Regions from separate parts of the Homo sapiens genome. Here region 2 is linked to region 1. A link is an interaction called in ENCODE POLR2A ChIA-PET data of the cell type or tissue named here. Cell type or tissue: Panc1. All regions are shown on one strand. Links, peaks and the distances in the headings refer to the core of each region. The heading gives the core; the rest is flanking DNA. Region 1 holds the start of ABCC8 (ATP binding cassette subfamily C member 8). Region 2 overlaps ABCC8 (ATP binding cassette subfamily C member 8).

What was found. ChIA-PET counts read pairs that join two places held together with the same protein. Peaks named below come from ENCODE experiments on the same cell type or tissue, not always from the same donor. Only the 100,000 strongest peaks of a DNase experiment are listed, where the experiment ranks them.
Region 2: POLR2A ChIA-PET joins it to region 1 with 21 read pairs; 2 of 35 experiments call an interaction of 5 or more read pairs at or near these places.

Annotation. Positions count from the first base shown.
Region 1 is chr11:17,471,336-17,488,101 of GRCh38, reverse strand. It overlaps ABCC8 (ATP binding cassette subfamily C member 8), which reads left to right and starts at 11,257. Exons shown (of 39, transcript NM_000352.6): 1 at 11,257-11,473; 2 at 13,075-13,216. The coding sequence starts at 11,326. It overlaps LOC124902641 (a long non-coding RNA gene), which reads right to left and starts at 11,451. Exons shown (of 2, transcript XR_007062609.1): 1 at 11,371-11,451. RefSeq lists an enhancer at 12,045-12,601. In Panc1, for the core only: a CTCF peak has its summit at 14,492; a DNase peak (open chromatin) is centred at 14,550; H3K4me3 peaks cover 612 bases; H3K27me3 peaks cover 1,663 bases.
Region 2 is chr11:17,406,594-17,414,593 of GRCh38, reverse strand. ABCC8 (ATP binding cassette subfamily C member 8) reads left to right here. Exons shown (of 39, transcript NM_000352.6): 19 at 1-82; 20 at 1,116-1,200; 21 at 1,848-1,928; 22 at 3,941-4,078; 23 at 6,077-6,202; 24 at 7,141-7,240; 25 at 7,465-7,706; 26 at 7,806-7,972. Among named protein-coding and RNA genes, the nearest start is that of KCNJ11, 22 kb to the right of the region's middle. RefSeq lists an enhancer at 1-1,624. In Panc1, for the core only: no CTCF peak of the experiment used is centred there; no DNase peak of the experiment used is centred there.

The DNA of each region.
Region 1 (16,766 bases), core at 7,689-15,688:
TAAATTTGTGGTGGGGCACAGTGGCTCATGCCCGTAATCCCAGGACTTTGGGAGGCCAAGGCGAGCAGATCACGAGGTCAAGAGATCGAGACCATCCTGGCCACCATGATGAAACCCCATCTCTACTAAAAATACAAAAAGAAAATTAGCTGGGCGTGATGGCGCGCGTCTGTAGTCCCAGCTACTTGGGAGGCTGAGGCAGAAGAATCACCTGAACCCGGAAGATGGAGGTTGCAGTGAGCCAAGATGGCACCACTGTGCTCCAGCCTGGTGACAGAGTGAGACTCCGTCTCAAAAAAAAAAAAGACAAGAAATTAGTATCTGTGAGATATATCTACTCTCCCGTGTTTGCTGCAGCACTGTCACAATAGTCAAAATTTGGAAGCAAGCTAAGTGTCCATCCACAGATGAAGAAAAAAAGGTGGTTCATATACACAATGGAGTACTATTCAGCAATAAAAAAAGATGAGATCCTGTCATTTGCAACAACATGAATGGAACTGGAGGCTATTATGTTAAGTGAAATAAGCCAGGCACAGAAAGACAAACATCACAGGTTCTCACTTATTTGTGGGATCTAAAAATCAAAACAATTGAATTCATGGAGATAGAGAGTAGACGGATGGTTACCAGAGGCTGGGAAGAGTAATGGGAGGGTGGGGAGGGAGATGGAGATGGTTAATGGGTACAAAAAAATAGTTAGAAAGAATGAATAAGTCCTAGTATTTGACAGCACAACAGGGTGACTATAGTCAATAATTTAATTGTACATTTAAAAAATAACTAAAAGAGTATAATGGATTGTTCGTAACTCAAAGGATAAATGCTTGAGGGCCCTGGATACCCCATTTTACATGATGTGATTATTTCACATTGCATTCCTGTATCAAAACATATCCCATACCCTATAAATATATACACCTACTATGTACCCACAAAAATTAAAATAAAGAAATACCTAGGGATTTAGGTAGGGAGATAGCATTCTAGTCTTCCTGGCACCTTGGGACCTTAGCCTGGGGACCTAGCCCTAGCTGTAACCCTTTGGCCCCCTTGGGGAGATAAGAATTCTTTTATCCTTAAAAAAAATGTGGTACAACACACATAACATAAAACTTACCATTGTAACCATTTTTAAGTATGGTTGAGTGATATTAAGTACATTCACACTGTTGTGCAACCATCACCACCACCCATCTCCAGAACTCTTTTCATCTTGCAAAACTGAACTCTGTACCCATTAAATAATACCTCCCATTCTCCCCGCCCCGCGGCCCCTGGTAATCATCGTTCTCCTTTCTGTCTCTATGAATCTGACTATTCCAGGTACCTCATATGAGTAGACACATTTTATTATCCGTTTAGAACAGAACCATTAACTAGACACATAGCTACAGATCTGATTCCCATGCTTATATGAAGGGCAGAATGCTCCCAAGGAAGGTGAAAGCACAACTTCTTTTCCTTTATGTCATATACATTTTCAAGTCTCAGGAGACTAGGGCTTTCTACAGGAGCACTGAGAAATTCAAGGAAATGTTATTTCCCCACAGTCCACGTGTGCAAACAGTATGATGGTTGCAGGCTGGCCAATGACAGCAGGTTCTCGGCAAGCACAGAAAGCAGCCGCCTCCAAGGAAGCAGAGTCTCTCCCTCTCTGCCTGTATGTGGCACAGCTGGCCACTCTGGCCACAGACTCTTCGTTGGTCAAGGGTGATCCTGAGACCAGTGAGCCAGCTCAGACTACTCTGCAGGCCCCATCACTTACCTGACAGGTACCAAGGAGCAAAATTTTGTCTTATGTGATTCCAGACCCTCGACACAGTCCAACAGCCATCCAGTGGGCAGCTACGTCAGGCCTGCAGCTCCTAACTCTGAGTCCATAAGTGCATTTAGGAAGGGGGATGCAGGGGAGGGGCCTTTAAGTCAGCCCACCTCGGGGAAGGACCAGGAAAGGGTTAACTAGAAAGTGACAACGGAGCCCAGTGCTAAAAGCTGAGAAGCAGGTCGTCAGATGGCTGGGGGATTTGGAGGTGACATCCCCAAGAGGGAACAGCACAGCCTCTGGGAAGGCCTGCTTTTAGCTTCCATTGCCCTGTTCTGGGCACACACAGCAGGTGCTTCGTAAATATAGATTGTCAAATGAATGATGGCTGCCTATAGGAGCAGAAGCTATGTGGGGAACTCATTGGCTGAAAGTTCTGAAGCACTAACAATCCAGCCTCCCTCCACCCCATTATTTTCCATGACTCCCCTCAGCCTGCACCCTATCCTAGAAAGACTCATTTGTTCACTCACTGCATCTGGAAAATTGTATCTCAGCGGCCCCTCCTTTGCACACACTGGTATATCCTTCCCAACCAGGCTGTCTTCTTCACCTGTACAGACTGGGCCAACCCTCAAGGCCACCTCTTCCCCTAAAGCTTCTAGGAAGCTCCCAGACAACTTTTTGTTTTTAAATAAACATATATTTCTTTTGTTTTCCCAGCCATATTGTAAACCCCTAAGGGCAGGGACCATCAGTTATTATTCCTTAATTGGAGACAATGTGGTGGAGAGAAATGGTTCTCAAACTTTAGCATGAATCACAGTCACCTGGAGGACTTGTTAAAGCAGACGTTTGGACTAGAGTTTCAGATTTAGTAGGTTAGGGGCTGACCTGAGAATATGCATTTCTAACAAATTCCCATGTAATCTTGCTGGTCCCAGGGACCACATTTTTTGAAAACCATCAGTACAGAAAGCAGACCCAGCTTAACCTGGGTTCCAATCTATGCTCCAAATCTTACTGGGCTGTGTGAGCTAGGACAAGTCCTTTAGCCTCTCTGGGCCTCAGTTTCCTAAGGACACAATAATATTGACTTCGCAGGCTTACAGAGAAACCCAGCTGGCACAGCAGGTGCTTAATAAATGCCCATTACTGACTGTCTCAGTTACACATTGGTGCACTCCCTGGCTGAGCCAGGTTATTTCCCATTAGGGGAATGAGCAACACCTCAACACTCTCCTCCCCTACTCCAACCCACCAGGGGACCAGTCTCTGGGGCAGCAGAGGAATTTTACATGATTTCTCTGGCTTCAGTGGAAAAGGTGATGCTTCTCTCCACACTGCTGGGGTTGCTCTTCTAAACAGAACTTCTCTAGCCTCTGTCCTCTGCCCAAGCCTCAGAGCACTTGCATCATTAAATAATTACCTCCTCAAGGACACACTGGAAAAAAACCTTCAAATTTAATATATTCACCGATTTGAAATTTTAGTGTACAAATTTTAGCTAAAAAATACCTTTTGGCTCAACATAGGGCATGAGGAGGCACTTTGGCAATGTCGTCTTACAGCAGGTAAATGTTAGGTACTGGCTGTGAGTCTGTCTCCATGTTTCTCTCACTCCTAACTCTCTCTCTCACACTCTTTCTCCCTTTCAGGTTTCTGTTTGCCCTGACTGGAGAGGTTCTTCTCTGGCCAAGTACCAGAGAAGGGTCTTCCTCCCTCCTCTCCCACAGAATCATGGTCTCACGTGTAGCCACACTTACCTGCACTTATATAGCAAGTTTTCATCAGTGCACAAGTGGCTTAGTTTGTGCTACTCTAACAAAATACCGTAAGTTGGGTGACTTATAAACAACAGACATTTATTCCTCCTAGTTCTGGAGGCTGGGAAGTCCAAGATCAAGGCACCAGCAGAATTGGTGTCTGGTAAGGACCTGCCTCCTCATAGGTGGCCATCTTCTCACTGTAAACTTACATGGTGGAAGGGGCAAATGAGGTCTCTGGGGCCTCTTTTATAAGGGTACTAATCCCATTCATGAGGACTCTGCCCTCATGATGTAATCATCTCCGGATGGCCCCACCCCCTAACACTATCACCTTGGGGATTAGGATTCGGGGGTGGGGGGTACCTAAACACTCAGTCCATTGCAAAAAGGAAGTCAACTATATACATTATGTATGGAAACGCACTCAACCAGCCAAGTCTAAGTAAGAACAGGGGATTGATCGTCAGAGAAATGCAAAGCAAAACTACAGTGAGATATTATCTCACCCCAGTTAAAATGGCTTATATCCAAAAGACAGGCAATAACAAATGCTGCTGAGGATGTGGAGAAAAAGAAACCCTCAGACACTGTTGGTGGGAATGTAAATTCGTACAACCACTATGGAGAACAGTCTGAAGATTCCTCAAAAAACTAAAACTAGAGTTACCCTATGGTCCAGCAATTTCACTGCTGTGTATATACCCAAAAGAAAGGCCATCAGCATATTGAAGAGATATCTGCACTCCCATGTTTGTTGCAGCACTGTTCACAGTAGCCAAGATATGGAAGCAACCTAATTGTCCATCCACAGATGAACAGATAAAGAACACGTGGTACTTATACACAGTGGAGTACTATACAGCCATAAAAAATGAGATCTTGTCATTTGCAACAACATGGATGGAACTGGAGATCATTATGTTAAGCAAAATAAGCCAGGCACAGAAAGACCAATTTCACTGTTCTCACTTATTTGTGAGAGCTAAAAATGGAAACAACTGAAGTCATGGAGATAGATAATAGAAGTACCAGAGGCTAGGAAGGGTGGAGGAGCGGGGGAAGGGGGGAATGATTAATAGGTACAAAAATATAGTTAGATAGAATGAATAAGATCTAGTATTTAGATAGCACAACAGGGTGACTACAGTCAGCAATAATTTATTGGTACATTTTTAAATAACTCAAAGAGGGCCGGGCACAGTGGTTCACACCTGTAATCCCAGCACTTTGGGAGCCCTAGGCAGATGGATCACCTGAGGTCAGAGTTCAAGACCAGCCTTGCCAACATGGTGAAACCCCATCTCTACTAAAAATACAAAAAAATTAGCCCGACATGGTGGTGTGGGCCTGTAATCCCAGCTACTCGGGAGGCTGAGGCAGGAGAATCACCTGAACCCAGGACGTGGTGGTTGCAGTGAGCTGAGATCATGCCACTGAACTCCAACCTGGGTGACAGAGTGAGACTCCGTCTCAAAAAATAAAATAATTCAAAGAGTATAACTGGATTATTTATAACACAAAGAAAAGATAAATGCTTGAGGTGATGGATACCCCATTTATTCTGATGTGATTATTATACATTATCAAAAGATCTCATGTACCTCATAAATACATCCACCTACTCCGTATCCACAAAAATTAAATAAATAAATAAGAACAGGGGGCTTGCTCTGCAGACACTGCATCCAGACAAGTCCCCCATCCCACCACATCACACCCCCTTCCAAAGGGATAGCTTCCACTCCCGTTTTCGCCTTCTTCATCTATCCCACCCCTGCCTAAGCCCATCCCTGTATCTCAGAAGGCTGCCCCAGTAGGAACCCGGACTCTGACACCTTCTTTGCTGGATGACCTTGGTCAACCAAGGTTTTCTCTCTGCCTTATTCTCAACTTGGTAATAGCAATCATACTACCTGCTTTAAAGAGAGATGGTGACTAAGCCAGAAAATGTAATAAAAGACTTGGCACTAGGTAGGAACTCAATCAATTATTAAAAAAACAAAAATAAAAATAAATATCAGTGACCATCTTGGGATTTCAGACAAGAAGCCCTCGGCTGACCTGAAAGTGGAAAAGCTTGACTCGAGTGTCTCCTTTGTGCCAGGCTTTCTCACACACACAACCCATAAAAGAGAGGTTATTCTTCCTATTTGACAGCTGAGGCTTAGGGAGGTTGACTGGCCCAAGGTCACACAGCTGGTCAGGGGTAATGCCAGGACCTAAACTTCCCCACCACAGAGTTTGGTTTTAGGCAAGCTCTGCTCAGGGGATAGGAGCTGAAGTCCCTCTGGGGAGAAGAGAGGAACATACAGGAAATGGGAAGTTATTGAGCAGTGCCCTCGCATCACTTGGCCTCGGCCCCAGCTCTAGCAGGACCCTCCAGGCCCAGACAGCTGAGGCCATGCTGTGCCAGCCAGAGGCATCTGTCAAGGTCCTGGCTGGGCCAGAGAGCAGAGTCCTCTTTGGCTGAACTCTGAGAGACAGTCTGCAACACTGTGGCCCTGAGCAGGGAGCGGGTTCAGCCAGCACACCTTATGGGATTCCACAGCATTGGGCCAGACCCAGAGCTGTCGCCGTGCTGTTCACACACATTTCCTTCCATCAGCAGTGGCAGCTGTCTCCAAAGCAAATCACTGCAGGGTCATTTGTGTACCTGTTTCACCCACGGGTATAAGGCCCCAGGGAGCAGGGCCCCATCACCCTCGAATCTTCCCATCTGACCCCCGACTGATAACAGTGACAGAACTAGGCCTTTCTTTCGGGTTCTAACACAGAGAAAAGGCAAAAGGCACAGATACACAGGTTTCCCCAAAGGTCTGTTCTTTGGGCCTTGCGCTCCTTCCTCAGGAGCCAAAGTCTCAGAAGCAGAAAAATCCTCGATACCCCCAGGATCCCTTTGGGAAGTGGTTAACAGCACAGGCTTTGAAGCCAGGCCTCACTGAGTTTGGGTCTTTTCTTCACCAACTCCTCCAGCTGTGTCACTAGGGAATGGGGCTTAACCTCTCTGAGTCTCAGTTCTCCGATAGTTGTAACTACTAGGCAGGGTTACTGTGAGATTTAAAACACGTAAAGTGGTTGGCATATACTAAGCACTCAACAACTATTGGTGAAACAAAAAGGAGAAAATCTTATCCTCAGTAATCTTCCCAGGAAGAGAGCAGGTTTGGGGATGACCAGCAGCTTGGGAAGGGAGCAAGACTTGCTAGAGAAGTCCTAAGTGGGTAAGCAAGCTGAAGGCAAATATTGACTTGCTCTGGGTCACAATGGGCATGTTTTTTAAAAAAGACACCGTGTGGAAGAAAGGAAGAGGAGATATGAGATACACACAAAGGAGAAGACCACTGGGGGTACAGGAGAAATACGGGGGTTTACTAAGTTTCTGCTGTGAGTTGTGTGAATTACAACTTTTCTAGCTCTCTGTAAAGAGCTCAGTAAAGCTTTCATTTTTTTAAACCAATGGACTGGGTGTTGGCTGTTTTAGAGGATGCAAGGAGATGCTGAGTTTGACCTTAAGTGGCCTCAAGGGTATAGAGCAACCAGGCCATCCGTAGGAGTTACCCTTCTGCATTGTGTTACTGTCGTGAGGGGGATCTTGGACCAAAACTTAAGTGGGCAAGAGCAAGAATGTTATTTAATTTCTGTATCAAGTCCCCATCCCACTAGACTGGCAGAAAACATTAGCCTTGGGCCTTCTTGGATTTCCTTCCCCACCTCTCCAGTTACGTGATGCCAAGAGACCGGGGAGAGTTCGTCTTGTTCCTGCCTCACCCTCGCCATTCAAGTATGGCTGAGGGTCCCCTGCCTCTGTTGTCTAGAGGCCCTGCCCTGGGACAAGAACACCTTTCTTCAAAACAGCCCTTGTATGTGAGCCAGGCACAGTGGCTCACACCTGTAATCCCAACACTTTCAGAGGCCAAGGTTAGGGGGCGGGGGGGATCCCTTGACGCCAGGAGTTTGTGACCAGCCTGGGCAAAACAGTAATACCTCCATCTCTACAGGAAAAAAAAAATAATCTTAAAAACCTAAAAAGCCCTTGTATGGATTTTCTAACACAGTCTACACACAACCTGCCCTTTCTGGGTGGCTGTCCCCCAGCCACCTCTACAACAGACAGGCAGGGAGGCTGGGCACAGGCTCCCTCTCAAAAGAACTTCTCTCTCTACTTCCCTCCTCCTGACATGGGGCAGGATGGAGATGAGACAGGAGATCACTTCTCCCTCCCAGGTTCCAGTTAAGACATTTTGTCTCTACATCAGTCCTCTCTTTCACTGGTTCTACAGTCTTCCAAGTTCCCCTGTGGATACAGGCTTTGAGCACCTGAAGGAGACAGGAAAGGACACACCTTTCCCAGTCAGTAAGGGTCACCCGAACTTAGGCTCTGTACTTGTTCTCCACTATTCCATAGTATAGGTCACACCATGAGTTTTGCTTTTGTCTGTTTTTAACCAGGCCGCTGTTGATTGTGGTTATTGAAAGGGTTTATTTCTTCAACTATAACCCCACTCCATTACGTCACCATTGTCATTGTAATGACCCCCTCTGCCATGGTCACTGGAACACTGGCACTCCTAGTCAGCCAGATAGAGACAAAGGCACTAAGGCCAGAACAACATCAGAGCTGGAAGGGACTTTTTGTTTGTTTGTTTTGTTTTGTTTTGTTTTGAGACAGGGTCTCTCTCTGTCGCCCAGGCTGGAGTGCAGTGGCCCGATCATGGCTCACGGCAGCCTTAACCTCCCTGGCTCAAGGGATCTGGAAAGGACTTTTCTGAAGCTCTGCACCAGCCCCTTTACTGCACCCTGCCTGAGGCCACACCCACCCAGTAGCCGGTGAGTGTGAGAATCCAATCCCGGAAATCCAGCCCTAGTTTTCATTTTGCCAGGAGAATGGCTGGGAATTCTCAGAGCGGGGTACCCTTGCTCAAAGCAAGCTCTCAGAGTCTGACCTTCTTCCAGCCCCTAGCAAGAGAAACAAAAGGCATGGCTAGAGGTGGGGAAGCACCAGAGACCCAGCATCTCCCCGACAGAGGCAGACGTAGCCCTGTTACAGACATGAATGATTTTGTATGCCACACACCGCTCTGCGTCTGTGTCTTGGACATCTTCCCCTGCCAGTAAGCATAACTCTATTCTCTGCGCTTGCTCCACAGTATCCCACAGTACAGACAATATCTGTTTTTTGTCTGTTTGGGTTTTGTCTGTTTGAACCAGCCCCATACTGATGAGCATTTGGGTTGATTCCAGGAATACAACCCATATACTACAAAGGAAGTCCTTTCATGCCTCCGTGCGCACCTGACTCCACACTTTTTCAAAGTAATTCTCCCACCCACATGGTGGGCAGTGTGGTGCATGTCCTCAGTGTAGACCTAGGTGCAGGGAAAGGTGGAATTTGTCCACAGTCACACAGTAAGTTTGTGCTAGAGATGGCAAACACGAGTCCCCAAGACTCCAGACTTAACACTCTCTTAGTCCCAGTTGATGCTCCCTTAACACCAGACTTTTTGTTTGTTTCAAATGACCCAGAATAGGCAAGTGTGAGGGTTGCACCAGGCAATGTGGGGTGAGGGAGAGACCATTAAATAACCCTGATTGATCAAGGGGCTGCCGTGTGTAGTCACCCATGGGATGAAGTAGCTTGGACTATCTCCCCAACTTGCAAAGCACATTCATACCCATGATCTCATCTTAATCTTCTGGGTTCCATATTATTATCTTTTCCATTTAGAAATAAGGAAACTGAAGTGCAGAATGGTAACCTGCCCCCAAATCACACAACTAGTAGTAGTAGAGCCAGGACTAGGAGCCCTGTTCTTTAAAAGTAAATATATTATTACTGCTAAAAAGAAAGATAGCATTGCTGAAAGTGTGAAAAAACTGAAATTGTAACTACAAAAGAAAATAACAACATTGCAGAAAATATGAAAAAAAAAAACCTTGAAAGCAAGAAAAACAAACTAAAAGAAAAAATCTTACTGGGTGACCATGGACCTGTCATCTCATCTCTCTGAACCTCAGTTGTCTCATTTTTAAAGAAAGGGAATGAGGATAAGCACAGCGACGGCAGCCAGTACATACTGAGCACCGCCTTACCAAATTTCCAAGTCTGACCTTTCCCTGCAGGCTTCATGCAAGTATACATATTTCGTACGGCTATAATCATGGGAAGCACAATTTTGTTTGCCGTTTTTCACCTGACACTATCTTGTAAAGTTTTTCTATTGACTACACAGACTCAGCTAGCACCGTCCCAGCAGTTGCATTTTTCAAGGTTGATTAACCCCTGTCCCTGGTGCTGGATATTTCTTGCCACCAAGTTTTCACTATTTTGGCTGATGCTGCAAGAAACATCTTTTGGCTTCTGAGAAATTCTCCAAAGTCAGAGACTGAGGCATTCAGACCCTGAACTCCTGCTTTCCCAAGGCTTTTCACCCAACCCCATCTGCCCTCTGCCTCAGGGCCTGGGCAGAGCCTCGGCCTTGCTGACAGCGTGCTGGAGAGGCTCACCAGGCTCAGCAGCCTCAGGGCAGGCTCAGTGAAGCTTGTAGGCAAAGGGGCTGAAGGGGTCTTTCTTTTGTGTTCCCCTGACTGTTCCTAAGAACATGTGCATTTATGCTTCATACCCTAACTAGGAAAGTTCTCCTTAAATCTAACCCCCAAATCCCATCTTCTGTTCTTTCTACATACAATATAAACTTCTTTGGGCCACAGTCTTGTGAGAATCTCTCCAAAACGTATAGGAAGACATAATGTTGTCTTTACAATTGCACGGTGTCCTCCAACTGTTAAGCCTGTCCCAGGTGAGGTTAAGAATTTCAGTCCCTCTCCACTGCCTCACATCCATCTGGCCAGATGCGTTTCTTAAACTCCTCTTTATCAGCCTGGGGCTGTCACCCATTCTACCCATTGGTCTGCCAGTCGCTGTAAGGTTGTCATGTACCAGAGGCATGAGTACAAATGATGGGGGTGGGGACGGGGGACCTGAGGAGCTGGGTTCAAGCTATGCTTCCCTGCTTGCTGGCACTGAGACCTTGGGGGAAGTCATGTTACTGGCCTCCCTTCAGCTCCCTCGCAGCTTGGGTTTCCCCATCAGAAAATTGGAAGCGATTAGAACCTGTACTTAGCAAGAGTTCTGGGACATCCCTTGTGTGAAAGTGCCAGATACGCTGTAAAGCAGTACCTAGGAGTGCCCCACCTGGGACCACTTTTGAAAATGTCCAAGCCCCACCCCACCACCACCACCACCACAAGGTAACGTTCTGCCCCACTTTTCTCATCCATGTTGGGTGGAGACTTGCGCCATCCCTCGGCTCTCTACATCCATCCGCACCACGCCCAGGTGAACTCACACTCGGGACCCTGAACCCGCCCACTCCAGGCCTTGCGGGCCCTTCTCTCCTCTTCTGCACGCCCCACCCTCCTTTCCCACCCAGACTCCAGTGTGCCCACACCCCACTCCCCATCTTAGCCTGCCTTTCCCCTCTCCCCCAGCGCACGCGTGCATCAGGGCACTCACGAAGCCACCCCGGCAACATCTGGGAGCACGCGCCTCCACATCTGGAAGGTGGGCGCAAGCGTAGCAGGGCCGGTCGGGTTCCTCGCCGCCCCCCGGCCCCGCAGGTGGTGGAGCAGGGCGGGGTGAGGGAGGGGGAGGCCAGCGGGGCTGGGCGGGGCCCGGGGGGCGGGGGCCTGACGGCCGGGCCGGGCGGCGGAGCTGCAAGGGACAGAGGCGCGGCAGGCGCGCGGAGCCAGCGGAGCCAGCTGAGCCCGAGCCCAGCCCGCGCCCGCGCCGCCATGCCCCTGGCCTTCTGCGGCAGCGAGAACCACTCGGCCGCCTACCGGGTGGACCAGGGGGTCCTCAACAACGGCTGCTTTGTGGACGCGCTCAACGTGGTGCCGCACGTCTTCCTACTCTTCATCACCTTCCCCATCCTCTTCATTGGTGAGTGCGCGCAGCGAGCCGCGGAGGAGGGGACGGGAGAGCAGGGAGGGAGGAGGAGGCGCTGCGCGCCGCACCGCTCGGCGTCCCCTTCCGGCCCGCGACCGCCGTCCGCCTCGTTCCCGGGGTCCCCTGCCCTGTGTCCTGCCCGCCGGTCCCCGCACTCGCACACCAGCTCATCCCTTCACTCCCCCGGTGCCCCCGATCCCGCGCCAAACACAGCGGACGTTTGTGACCCATGGGATCACCAAGTTTTGCTTCTGCAGGGCCAAGAGCTGGGATGGGGAAAAGGGAAAGAGGAGGTCTCAGCACGCAGTGGGAAACTGGAGAGGGGTCGGGCCTCACCCTCCGTGGCGCAGCTTAGGGAGCCGGGTCACCCCTCCCGCAAGGCAGCCTCCCTGTCAGCCGCAGCTGGGCCTAGGGAAGAGGGAAGCCTGTGCTTTGGAGTCTGGGATGGAGGCCCAGCTAACCCCTATGCTTTCACCGGGCTGAGCCGCGCAGTGGTCCGTGATCTCTGACAGTCCCAGGCCCGCGCCCTGGGCGAGGAGAGGCGAGAGCTAGGGACTTGGATTCCCTTCCCCCGCCACCCCACCCGGGCATGTGTCTCCAGAGCGCAACTTCTCAGGCTCTGCGCAAAGTAGCTCCGACTCGCCGACGCAGCGACCCCGGCGCCCTTGCTTGCAAAGTTGGGCGCCACGGCCGGGACAATCGTGCGTGCCTCTCCACTGAGGTCCCCCCCATCTCTCTCCAAGACCTTGACTCTTCCAGACCAGTCAAGTCTATCAACTCATAGGGTGTCCCCTGCATCCCCAAAACGTGTTCATTCACTTTAAGAAAACAAGCAAATCTTAAAATTCATATACAGCTTTGGGGAAGAAAGGAAAGATTGTCACAAAATTAGATTTACAAGAGGTTGCTGCAGAAGCAGAGTTGCTAGTTATTAACAAAGACAGTTAGATAGAAATAGAAATAAAACATACAAAATATGTGCTCATATGTGCATCAAAAATCAAAAAAGAACAGCATTTACACTTCTGTTCTCAGCCAAACGGTTTATTAACCTGATGACTTGTCACACAAGAAGTTAGTATGTATAATGGGGTACCTTGGCAGGGCACAGTGGCTTACATCTGTAATCTCAGCATTTTGGTGGGCTGTGACAGGAAGACTGCTTGAGTCCAGGAGTTCGAGACCAGCCTGGGCAACATAGTGAGACCCCCCCCGCCCTTTCTACAAAAAATTAAAAATTAGCTGAGCATGGTGATGTGCGCCTGTAGTCCCAGCTACTCAGGAGGCTGAGGCGGGAGGATCACTTGAGCCTAGGAGATCAAGGCTGTAGTGAGCCGTGATCGTGGCACTGCACTCCAGCAGAGGCAACAGAGCAAGACCCTGTCTCAGTAAAAAGGTGTGGTGGGGGAGGTACCAGCATAGGACCAGGCTGAATGAGTTGGACGTTTAGTTTGTGTGTACCAGCCTTGGGGATCCTCATGTGTAGGTGTCACCCTCACCATGGACCCAATGCCCAAGCACCTTTCTGGGGTTCATGCACCCTCTTCCTCCTCCAAGTGGGCAGGCATCCTGCCTCTGACTGTCTCTCCCTGCAGGATGGGGAAGTCAGAGCTCCAAGGTGCACATCCACCACAGCACATGGCTTCATTTCCCTGGGCACAACCTGCGGTGGATCCTGACCTTCATGCTGCTCTTCGTCCTGGTGTGTGAGATTGCAGAGGGCATCCTGTCTGATGGGTGAGTGACTGTCTGAGGACTCAGGAAAGTGAATCTGCTCCAGGGTACTTCCTGAAAGGCCCAAGGAGATCCTAGCTCACCTATATTCCACAAGCCCATGTCTTTTGTTACTACATCCAGCAGCTCAGTGTCTTCTATGTGCCAACCTCTCTGAGCTGGGCACTGGACGCAAGTGAGTCCCAGGCCCTGCCATCAGTCCAGGAGAGCAGAGGGAACACGGACCTGCATGCCAAGTCCCAGTGAAATAATGCTAGAGCCTATTAGAATGCCACAACTCCAGTGAAAAATGTCTGGCCTCTTCTACAACCTGCCGGAGTTACCTTCTTGGAAAAAAAAAAAAATCTAACCATGCCACCCACTCTTGCATAAGACCTTTCCTTGGTTCTCAGCTGTTTTGAAGATGTGGTCTCAGATCCTCAGCCCACCATTCAAGGTCTTCACAGTCAGCCCCACCTATCTCTGGCCTCATTCCCCATGCCCACCTTCCGTTTGGGCCTCACAGCACACTCCTCACACCTCTGCTACAGCACAGATCACACTGTATGTTAAAGTTTATGTCTATTTGCAAAACTGTCTTCAGAGTCAGAAAGGCCTAAGAGTTAGAATCTGAGTCTTGTTCATCTTTGTGTTCACAGTGCAAGGCATGTGATAAACATAAACATTATTCAGTCCATAAACATTTATTGGGTCCTTAGGAGAATGAATGAAACCATGTTACAAATAAGTACTCTGGGAGGTGAGAGGAAGGCAGAATTGGGCAAGCTCCATGGTTGAGAGGGCTTTGGAGCGGAGTCTGGAAGGGTGACTAGGCTTCAGACACACAGAGGAGGAAGGAGAGAGAGAACTGGTGGTGCCTGAGGGAAGGGAAAAGGCACCAAAGAGAAAAGCAGGTAGGGCTAGGGAGCAGCGCAGGGGCTGGAGCATTAAACACAGGCTGGGGAGCGATGGAGGCTGAGGCTGGGAACCCAGGTTGGGGCATCTCAGGAGGACTGTGAATCCCAGCCTGCATGTTTGGGTCGGATTTGGTCAGCAGTTTGGAACAGAAGAGAGATGTCATCAGCATAACACTTTTAGGTGGGAACCTGAGGTGTTCAGCGCAGGCTGGAGGCAGGGAGAATCTAGAGGTATAATAGAAGCAGGACTTAGCATTGACTGCAGTAGTCTAGGTGAGCAATAACTGCAGACAGAAATGGTGTGTCAGCAGTCAGGGACAGAAGAGGAGCGGGAGCAGCCATCTCACTAAGGAAGAATCCAGTAACCAGCAAGGATGAGAGACTGCCAGGAGAGGGAGTGGTGGAGGAGAGGGATATTTGGCTTGAGTATCTGAGGTCCAGCGCCCCCTGAGCTGGAATCAGATTATACCCAGACTGCACTCCTGCAGTGCTGCCTGGCTCCTGTAGTTGGATGGCAGGGGATAGGCTCCCTCATCCTCCCTCCCGTTCCCCACCTTCCCTTCCCCAATGTCCCTGCATCCTGGCTTCAGCAGTGATCTCTAAAATACCTGCTTGACTTGGAGGCAGCAGCTCTGCCTGCTTATTAAAGTCCCTAGACCAGCAAGAAGACCAGAAGGCATACTGCTACACAAGCACGTGACAAGTCCGCCTCCACCCCCACCCCTACACCCCTTCCAAAGTAGCACAAATGCCACAGTGAGCCCTCAGATGGGAAATACTCACCAGATGGTGACAGAGAAAGACACCTCCGCCCTTGGAGAAGGAAGACCTGGGTCTTCAGTGAGCACTGCTGCTGTGTACCAGCTATGGGACTTTGCACAAGTCATTCAGGCTTTCTGGGCCTCATAAGCATTTATAAACATACGATAAAACATTTTAGTTGCCAACTTAAAAATGTGTGAGAAAGTATAAGGTGTTTCAAAATTATTTCAAGGAGTAAAGAGGCAAGAGTTTTGAAGATCCCTGGGCAGGGTGTTGGCTGTTCCCAGTGTGGCCATTCATGACTGCTCTCTGGCCTTATGAAACAAGCATCATAGTCCCTGGCTTGCCTGCTTCATGGGGCTGTGGAGGGTGAAATTCGAGCATGGACAGGGTGCAGAGCCCGGAGTGGCAGAGCACTGGGTAGACTGTGTATTCCCAGAATGTGGGAAACTGGAATGAATCGGTCCAGGGATGCCCTCCTGCTGGCTGTCAGCAGCCCCTCCTGTGTGTGGCTGTACTGCTTCAGCTCAGTGCAAAGGGCCATCTCCTCCCCAGGGCACAGATCAGCTCAAGCTGAGTAATTGTCATCTGGTCTTTGTGAGCTCCTACCCCCAGGCCTGAGTGAGGGGCAGGAAAAGAGCAGACAGGAGAAGTCACAGACCCTTGTGATACCTCCAGTCTAATCCAGCCTGGGTTTTCAGAGCTGTCTGGAAATTTAGGGGGCAGGTGGGAGGGGGCTGATTAAGGCAGCCCTGATTTGATTTAGAGTGAGCCTCATTTAGTGACTAATTAAGCCATCTTAAACCTGTAGGGCTTCCCCTCTTCCTTTGGGTATTATTTCTTTCTGTGATGTTCTGAATTCAGAACAATCAAAACAGTATAAGTTAGTGAAGAAGATATTTTTTAATAACTACAATATTTTCCCAGACCACCATACACTGGATAAAGCCTGTATATAAAACTTTACCTAATTTCTTAACTAATTGAATGTGTATTATTTAACAAAGCAGCTAAAAACTATTCTATGAAGCCATGTCATGAAATATTTAGTTCAATTATGGTTAATCCTCATCTTATTTCGTCTTATAAAATTTTAACATTTCTACCTCCTATTGCAAAAAAAAGCATTTATATCAGCATATAATAAAACATGTCTAGATGTCAGCTTAAAAATGTGTGAGAGAGTAGAGGGTGTTTCAAAATTATTTCAAGGAGTAAAGAGGCAAGAGTTTTGAAGATCCCCAGGAAGGGTGTTGGCTGTGCCCAGTGTTGCCATTCATGACTGCTCTCTGGCCTTGTCTGTCTTGTACCTTCTATATTAGTTTGAAGACCTTTTTTGGAGAATATTCACTAAAGAATATCAATATCTACCATTTCATTAAAAAAGAAATGTGGAGTTTGCCTTTTCAAGTTGGTTTGATGCTTATTGATGTTTTCAGGGACCCAGCCTCTTCCCATCTTTCCATACCATCCTGTGTGTGTGTGTCAGCCTATCTTCCCCATGGTCACAAGGTGGCTGCCTAGCTCCGGGTATTGCTTAGCATGAGCAGAGAGGGCATGCTGCCGACATGCCTCTCCTTTATGACAGAGATCATTCTTTCTTTGACATCTCACTGGCCAGAATACGTGGACCAACACTGGCAAAGGAGTATGGAATTGCATGGCTGCTTAAACCAATCACCATCCATTCCCTGGGGCTGGGTATATTGCTGCTGGAGCAAACCTGTGGTCCTCCTGGCACAGAATAAGGGGAAGATACTCTTTGGTGGACAGCCCACATTGCCTCTACACTTGCACCTCAGTCCCACCAGACCCACTGAGGTCACAGGATAGCTCTCCTCATGTCCTTCCTCCTTCTCTGTTGAACTCTTATGTATCCTTCAAAGTCCAGCCTG
Region 2 (8,000 bases), core at 1-8,000, 66 kb after region 1:
CCTATGCTTCGCAGAAACCATGGCTGCTAAATGCCACTGTGGAGGAGAACATCATCTTTGAGAGTCCCTTCAACAAACAACGGTAAAAGCCTGTCGGAGGGAGGCAGGATGTGGAGGGGAGGAACTGTCTCTGGCCAGCCTGCCCCAGTTCCGGGCCCCTCCATCGATCACCCACACCCAGCCATCTCACTCCCCAGGTGCTTACCTGCACTCCAGCCTCTCCATATGGTGCACCTGGAGAGGGGCCAGGTGTGCCTGAGCATTGGGGCAATCCAGCTCCCATAGGGGAGAGGGCAGGAATGGAGGGAAGGGAGAGAGCCCCGCTGCCTTTTCTCTAGCTGGTGGGAGGGCTAGCTAGCTCTCTCTGTGAGTCTCCATTCGCCTGGCTCCTGCACTATTTTCCCTCCAATGATAATAGTTAGGGCTAGCATCGACTGCGCTCTTACTACATACCAGGCACAGTGCCGAGCTCTTTGTACACGGAATTTCCTCTCATGCTTACAACAACCTCAGTAGGTAGATATTATTGTTATTCCCACTCTACAGATGAAGAACCAAGTTTCAGAAAGGTCCCAAGGCCACCCAGCCAGTAAGTGACCAAGATGGGTCTCAAATCCAAAGCTGCCTAACACCTAAGTACATGTTTGTCACCAACATACTCTGATGCCTCCATGAACTCTGGCTGGCACCTGCCCAGGCTAAGGGCTGGCTGGGGAAGTATGAGAGGAACAGGCTGGGCAAATATTTGACCAGCCATCATCATTACTGCCTAAACCAACCAGCAGTGGTTTTCCCTGCAGTGCCCCAAGCACGGGTTCCGGCTGCAGCTTTTCCCACTGCACAGAGATCATGAGCGCCCTTTCATCACTTACTCTGCATATTTGTTCCCAACCAATTCCATCCTTCTAGTATTTAACCTGCCCAAACGCTGTGTGAAGTGCTGACCTCAGCTCTTTTCAAGCTCACACGGTGTTTGCTTGCACCCAAGCGGGAGGCCTATTAAAGCCATTGCTCACCCTGGGCATAGCTACCCAGAGACTAATGACCCTCTGCAAGTGCTCGGGCCAACTCTGACCAGGCTGACCAGCTGCATCCCCTGCCTCTACCCACGCCAGGTACAAGATGGTCATTGAAGCCTGCTCTCTGCAGCCAGACATCGACATCCTGCCCCATGGAGACCAGACCCAGATTGGGGAACGGGTTAGTAGCAGCCTCTGAGGGGTTTTTTCAAAGCCAGGACCCCCAACCTACCATGCCCTGAGACACTACTCAGGACAATGGGTAACTAGGAAATAGGAGACATTGAAGGCTGAAGAGTTGCCTGCAGTAAGGTCAAACATGTTGTTCTTGATGATGTCCTTTGACAGGTTTTCAGTCCTGCTTGGAGGGCAAGGTCAGCTTAGTGCCCTCCCAGGCTGGGGATCTTCTTCATTTGCACCCCAGGTATACACTGAGAGCCCACACAGCACTGTGCTCAGCCTGGGGTTGTATTGTTCCTGTTCATCCTCCAGATGGGGTCCCCTCCACAAGCTTAGACGAACAGGATTCTCCTGTGACTGTCCTCCTTTTGTGTGATTTTAATCCCTGCTGCCTCTGTCTTTGTTTGTACTGGTCAGATGGTCCCTAGCGCCTACACAATGAATCTTTAAAGACTTGGGGCTCATGCTGCCCTCTTCTGAATGAATTCAGTAAACACGTGCAAGTTCCTTCTCTATGCAAGGTGAGAAGCAGGCAAAGAAGTGGATAGAGCCAGGCCTCCATCCCAAAGAGCTCATAGTCCAGTAGGGTACAGGACAGTGTCTCCTGAATGGCTGAGGGCATGATGTGTTCCTCCTCTTTGGTGACAGGGCATCAACCTGTCTGGTGGTCAACGCCAGCGAATCAGTGTGGCCCGAGCCCTCTACCAGCACGCCAACGTTGTCTTCTTGGTGAGTGCAAGTTCCCTTGGGGTCCTGGTCTCTGGCTGCCTCCCAGGCCTAACTGCCCACCTCCACCTCCCCGCAACCCCACCATCATCCAACAATCTCCCTCTCCAGGAGTAAATCCCTCCTGCCAGAGATATTGCCTTATCATCCTAGTGATAGGGAAACTGAGGCAGGCAAGGATAGCACAAATGACCCATTGCAGACTTCAGATGGAGCTCTGCAGTAGCCAATGAGGAGAGGCAAGCTGTAGTTATAGGCTGCCTGTCTGTGGGACAGCCCAACCCCTCAACACTTATGCAGCCCGACTATAAGAATGGCTGATAACAGAATGTGTGCTGCCACTTCCCATCTTATGCCCAGTGCAGACATTGCTAATTGTTCACAGCATTATTTCCCATGGAACTTAACTCATCCTCAGAATCCTTCTCAACACAGCACTCCAGGTAACCACTAGCCATCAAACATGAGATAAAACTAGGCCAGGCGCGGTGGCTCACGCCTGTTATTCCAGCACTTTGGGAGGCCGAGGCAGGCGGATCACGAGGTCGGGAGATCGAGACCATCCTGGCCAACACGGTGAAACCCCGTCTCTACTAAAAATACAAAAAATTAGCTGGGTGCGGTGGCGGGCGCCTGTAGTCCCAGCTACTCCGGAGGCTGAGGCAGGAGAATGGCGTGAACCCGGGAGGCGGAGCTTGCAGCGAGCCGAGATCGCACCACTGCACTCCAGCCTGGGGACAAACCGAGACTTTGTCTCAAAAAAAAAAAAAAAAAAAAGAACGTATTCGCAATCCTTACACTACTTCATGTCAAGTTCTGTTGTGTCAGGTGCCTTGACTGACACTGAAGAATTCTAAGAACCAGTCCTTGGCCTCAAAGATTTAGAATCTGATTAGGGAGACAGAGCTCACCCAGTTCAAGAGGCCCAGCCCGGTTCAAATCCAAACTGTGCGGCATAAACTATGAGGGGGCCTTGTCCAGGGAGACAACTGTGAGGGCTGGAGTAATCAGGGAGGGCTTCCTGGAGGAGAGCCTCAAAGGGAGAGTCAATTAAACAGAAGGAAAGAGGGAGGCCATTTGCACAGTGAGTTGGAAGAAGGAAGCTCAAGTCTCTGATTCCAGCTTTATTCCCTCCCCTCTCCCTACACCACACGCACAAGCACTCCTTTACTAAAGACACTTCACAGTGGGAAGATTCAGTCTCCGTTACCGTCTGACACACACACAGCGTTTTACAAAGCATGGGTGCATTCGCGATCTCTCATGAGATTTAAACAACCCTGCTAGAGAAAAGTGAAGTGGACATTTTATTTCAGTAAACGTTTATGAAGCGTCTACTCTGTGCCAGGCACTAAACGTTTATGAAGCGTCTACTCTGTGCCAGGCACAGGCACAAGAAGTCTCAGTTCTTGGGAGTGCCATAATCAGGAATGGACAAACAATGATCAGATCTGGCTTTGCGCCAGTGTCACGGGAATAGGGAGGAAGGAAGGGTAGGCGTGGGGGTCAGGACAGGATGCAGGAGGAACTGGTGCTTAGGTGAGCGAAGGATGGGTGGGAGTTCACAAGGCAGACAAAAGGCAGAGCAGCACTCCAGGCAGAGGAACAGCTCAGGAGAAGGCCCAGACGGCAGGCTTCCTGGGAACCTGGAATGCAGAGTGCTGGGAAAGCACAGATGAAGCATGAGTCTAGAAGGGAAAGCGAGAGGTTATAAAGCACCTGGAACACCAGCCCACAGGGTTTGACTTTAGAGATGATGGGGAGCCGTTGAAGGTCCAGGAGTCAGGCAGTGAAGTGATTAGATCTGTTTGAGAGTGATATCTGACAACTGCCCCATTTTAAATGAGGTAACCAAGGCCCAGAGAGGTTGGGTGAGTTGTCCAAAGCCACACAGCTAACTAGCTTCAGTCCCTAGAGCAGAGTTGATAGAACTCTAATGGGTTTTATACTCATTGTCACCCCTCCCCACCATGCCTTTCCCTACCCTCTACTCTCTTCCTCTCCCTTCTGCCCAGGATGACCCCTTCTCAGCTCTGGATATCCATCTGAGTGACCACTTAATGCAGGCCGGCATCCTTGAGCTGCTCCGGGACGACAAGAGGACAGTGGTCTTAGTGACCCACAAGCTACAGTACCTGCCCCATGCAGACTGGGTGAGGGGGAACAAGGGGGTCAGGCTATAGGGGGCAGGGCTGGGGAGGCTGTCAGGCATCTTGGCAGGAACCAATCCGTTGTCTTGGTAGCAACTGCTGAGGGCCACAAAGCATAAGAGACCAGCACTGGATGGCTTTATGCATGCTGGGCATTTCAGGGAGACCCTGTACAGGCCAGGGGTTTGGTATCACCTAGACCCACAGACACTCCCCATCCTGGCCCGGGCCCCCCATGGTACACTCAAGGCTGGCACCAAGAAGTCTCAGGAATAATCAAGTGCTCACTTCTCACCTTCTGATTCCTGCCCTTTTGATGACCCATCCCCGCAGTCATGGGGAGTGCCCATTTGGATGGAAAAGCCCTCTTCCCACCCTATGACCTTCCCGGGGTGGATGGATGCACCACCCCGGGAATCATATGGGAAATATGGAACCAAACAATAGCAGTAGTAATAGAAACTTCAGGCTGGGCGCAGGGGCTCACACCTGTAATCCCAGCACTTTGGGAGGCCAGGACAAGAGGATCACTTGAGCCCAGAAGTTTAAGGCTGCTGTGAACCATGATCATGCCACTGCACTCCACTACAGCCTGGGCGACAGAGCCTTGTCTCTGAAAATTTGAAAAAGGAAAGAAAGAAAGAAAGAAACTTCAATATTATCAGTAGAGTCCAATGTTGTGAAACCCCTCATTAACTAAATTTCCATACTCTTCAGTAGGTAGAAAATAATTACTTTTTGATTCATTAGAAAGCACTTAATTTTTAAGATGGAGATCATGTAATTTTGAACTCTAGGTCTTGCCTACTCCTATATAAATTCTCCTCTAAACAACAGCCAAAATTGAGGCCCTCTTTGAGCTTCAGGCTGGTGCCAAATGGCTCTGCTTATTTTCCCCAAAATAAATCTTCCTTCCATGTATGATGAGACCCCCTCCAGTATAAAGAAGACCCAAAGAAAATCACCCAAAGAAAAAAGGCCCAAAGATAAGACCCAAAGACCTAAAGATTTAAATATATATACAGATACAGAAGGTTTGTTTCTGAGTTTCTGTAGTGACCTTGGCAATACCTTGTAGTTCAGGACAATCCTGAGGAACACAGAAGTGCTGGCTTCCTTGAGGAATCAGTGATCAGGACTCTCGAGCCCCTTGAACCCCAGCATAGGGCGGGAGGGGGTGAGGGCAGCAGGGGTGGGTGTCTGAATTAATGTCAGGTCTACGTGATGGTGTCATCAAGTGTTCCAGATAAAAAGTTTTATTGAGCCGGGCGCGGTGGCTAATGCCTGTAATCCCAGCACCTTGGGAGGCCAAGGCGGGTGGATTGCTTGAGCCCAGGAGTTCGAGACCAGCTTGGGGCAACATGGTGAAACCCTATCTCTATAAAAAAAAAAAAAAAAATTAGCCAGGTATGGTGGCGTGCACCTGTGGTCCCAGCTACTCAGGAGGCTGAGGCAGGAGGATGGCTTGAGCCAGGAAGCAGAGATTGCAGTGAGCTGAGATGGTGCCATTGCACCCCAGCCTAGGCAACAGAGTGAGACCCTGTCTCAAAAAAAAAAAAAAAAAAAGATTTATTGATTCCAAAGAGGCATGGCCACACACACTTAGACCAGCAGGTGCTTTGCTAAGCCCTGATGGAGGCTGCCAGACCCGCCGTCAAGAGGAGCTAAGGGTAGTGTACAATGAGCCCACTTAGTGTATGACGGCCGCTGCCGTGGGTGGAGTCCTTGTGAGTAACCAGCCAGCTTGAGCAGGATGCACTAATTTGCTCTGCAAACCCAGCCATTGAGAAATACGCCTCAGATGTACCGAACTCTAGGTCCTAGGAGTATGTTGGTTGGGGTAGGTTATCAATACCAGCCCACTTGCAGTGGATGAGCTGGTGGCCATTTGTAGTGAGGAAAGGGATGTGTCAACCTCCATCTTAGACTCCACAATTGAGGGATGTGACCACCATTCCTCCCCAGCCAGCCCCCAAACCACGTTTGTTGCTGCCTTTCCAGATCATTGCCATGAAGGATGGCACCATCCAGAGGGAGGGTACCCTCAAGGACTTCCAGAGGTCTGAATGCCAGCTCTTTGAGCACTGGAAGACCCTCATGAACCGACAGGACCAAGAGCTGGAGAAGGTGGGTATATCCAGGGATGGCCAAGCAGCCACCCCTGGATGCAAAGGTTCTGCTAGAACCTGAACTCATAAAGGTCTTCCTGTCCTTAGTGCCCCAGGAAGCCCCCTAAAGGGCAGATGTGGGAGCTGGGCATGAACTGGCTCCTACCAGAGGAGAGACAGTACCTGTGCCAGGTGCCCAGGGCAGAATCAGGTGGGCACCTTCGCCTTATCCTGAGGTAGTCAGATACTATTTAGTTGCAAAGTTTCAGAAAATCAACTCAAACTGGCAAAGAAAACTAAGCAAAGAAAACAAGAGGGAATTAAGGATTTATTGACCCATGAAACCAAAAAGTCCAGGTGTGTCATAGCTTTAAGTGTGCTGGATCCAGGTAGTCAGTGTAATCAGAAATCTGTTTCTCCCATCTCTTGACTCTGCTCCCCTCAAATTGGCTCAGCTCCCCTCAAATTGGCTCCATTCTCATGGTATCAGTGAGGGCCACCAGCAGTCTTAGGTTTACATTCTCCCAGCTCAACAACTCTGCCAGAAAAAAAGTGCCTCTTTCCCCATAGTTCAGCAAAAGTCCCAGGGCTGAGTCTCACTGGTCCAGTTTGGTCATGTGCCCACCCCTGAACAAATCACTGTGGCCAGCGGTGTGGAATGTGAGGATTGGCCTGTCCTGGGTCACGTGCCACTTTGGGAGCCAGATCCACCTGAATCACAGAGACTAAAAACAGGGGAAGAGTGGTTCCCCACAGGGATATGGGGGTGCTATTATCTGATGAAGGGGAAGGACTAAATCCTGGCAAGATGAATGTGTGTCTGTCTGCCCCTCCCTCAGGCAGGGACAAAGTAGAAATCTGACATTGGTCATCACCAGAGTAGTTACCCCTTAACTTCCCCTTCCCCCACCAACCATATATCCTGAAGACATTGCCCAGGCCACATCTGTCTTTTAGGAGACTGTCACAGAGAGAAAAGCCACAGAGCCACCCCAGGGCCTATCTCGTGCCATGTCCTCGAGGGATGGCCTTCTGCAGGATGAGGAAGAGGAGGAAGGTACAGGCAATGGGACTGGGAGTGAAATTATGGCCTGAGGTCTGATCAGCCACAGAGAGGCTAAGGTTTGGGGTTCTGGGTGTGGTGCAGTAGTGTGCCTTTGATTAAATGGCTTCCCTCTGTGTGCCCCCGTTGTCCCCTCAGTAAGTGGGGATAAAATGCCCTGATTCACCCTCAGAGGGATGGAAATGTGTAGCCACAGAGTGGGTTCTTGCGGCCTGCAGAGGAGGCAGCTGAGAGCGAGGAGGATGACAACCTGTCGTCCATGCTGCACCAGCGTGCTGAGATCCCATGGCGAGCCTGCGCCAAGTACCTGTCCTCCGCCGGCATCCTGCTCCTGTCGTTGCTGGTCTTCTCACAGCTGCTCAAGCACATGGTCCTGGTGGCCATCGACTACTGGCTGGCCAAGTGGACCGACAGCGCCCTGACCCTGACCCCTGCAGCCAGGAACTGCTCCCTCAGCCAGGTGTGACTGGCGGCCCATGGCAGAGGTTGGGAGTGGGGATGGGGGAAGGGCTGAGCCCATGGGCACCCTGGAACTCCAAATCACTCTCTGCCTGTGAAGGAGTGCACCCTCGACCAGACTGTCTATGCCATGGTGTTCACGGTGCTCTGCAGCCTGGGCATTGTGCTGTGCCTCGTCACGTCTGTCACTGTGGAGTGGACAGGGCTGAAGGTGGCCAAGAGACTGCACCGCAGCCTGCTAAACCGGATCATCCTAGCCCCCATGAGGTACCCGTCTCCCCTGGCCAGGCTGGGA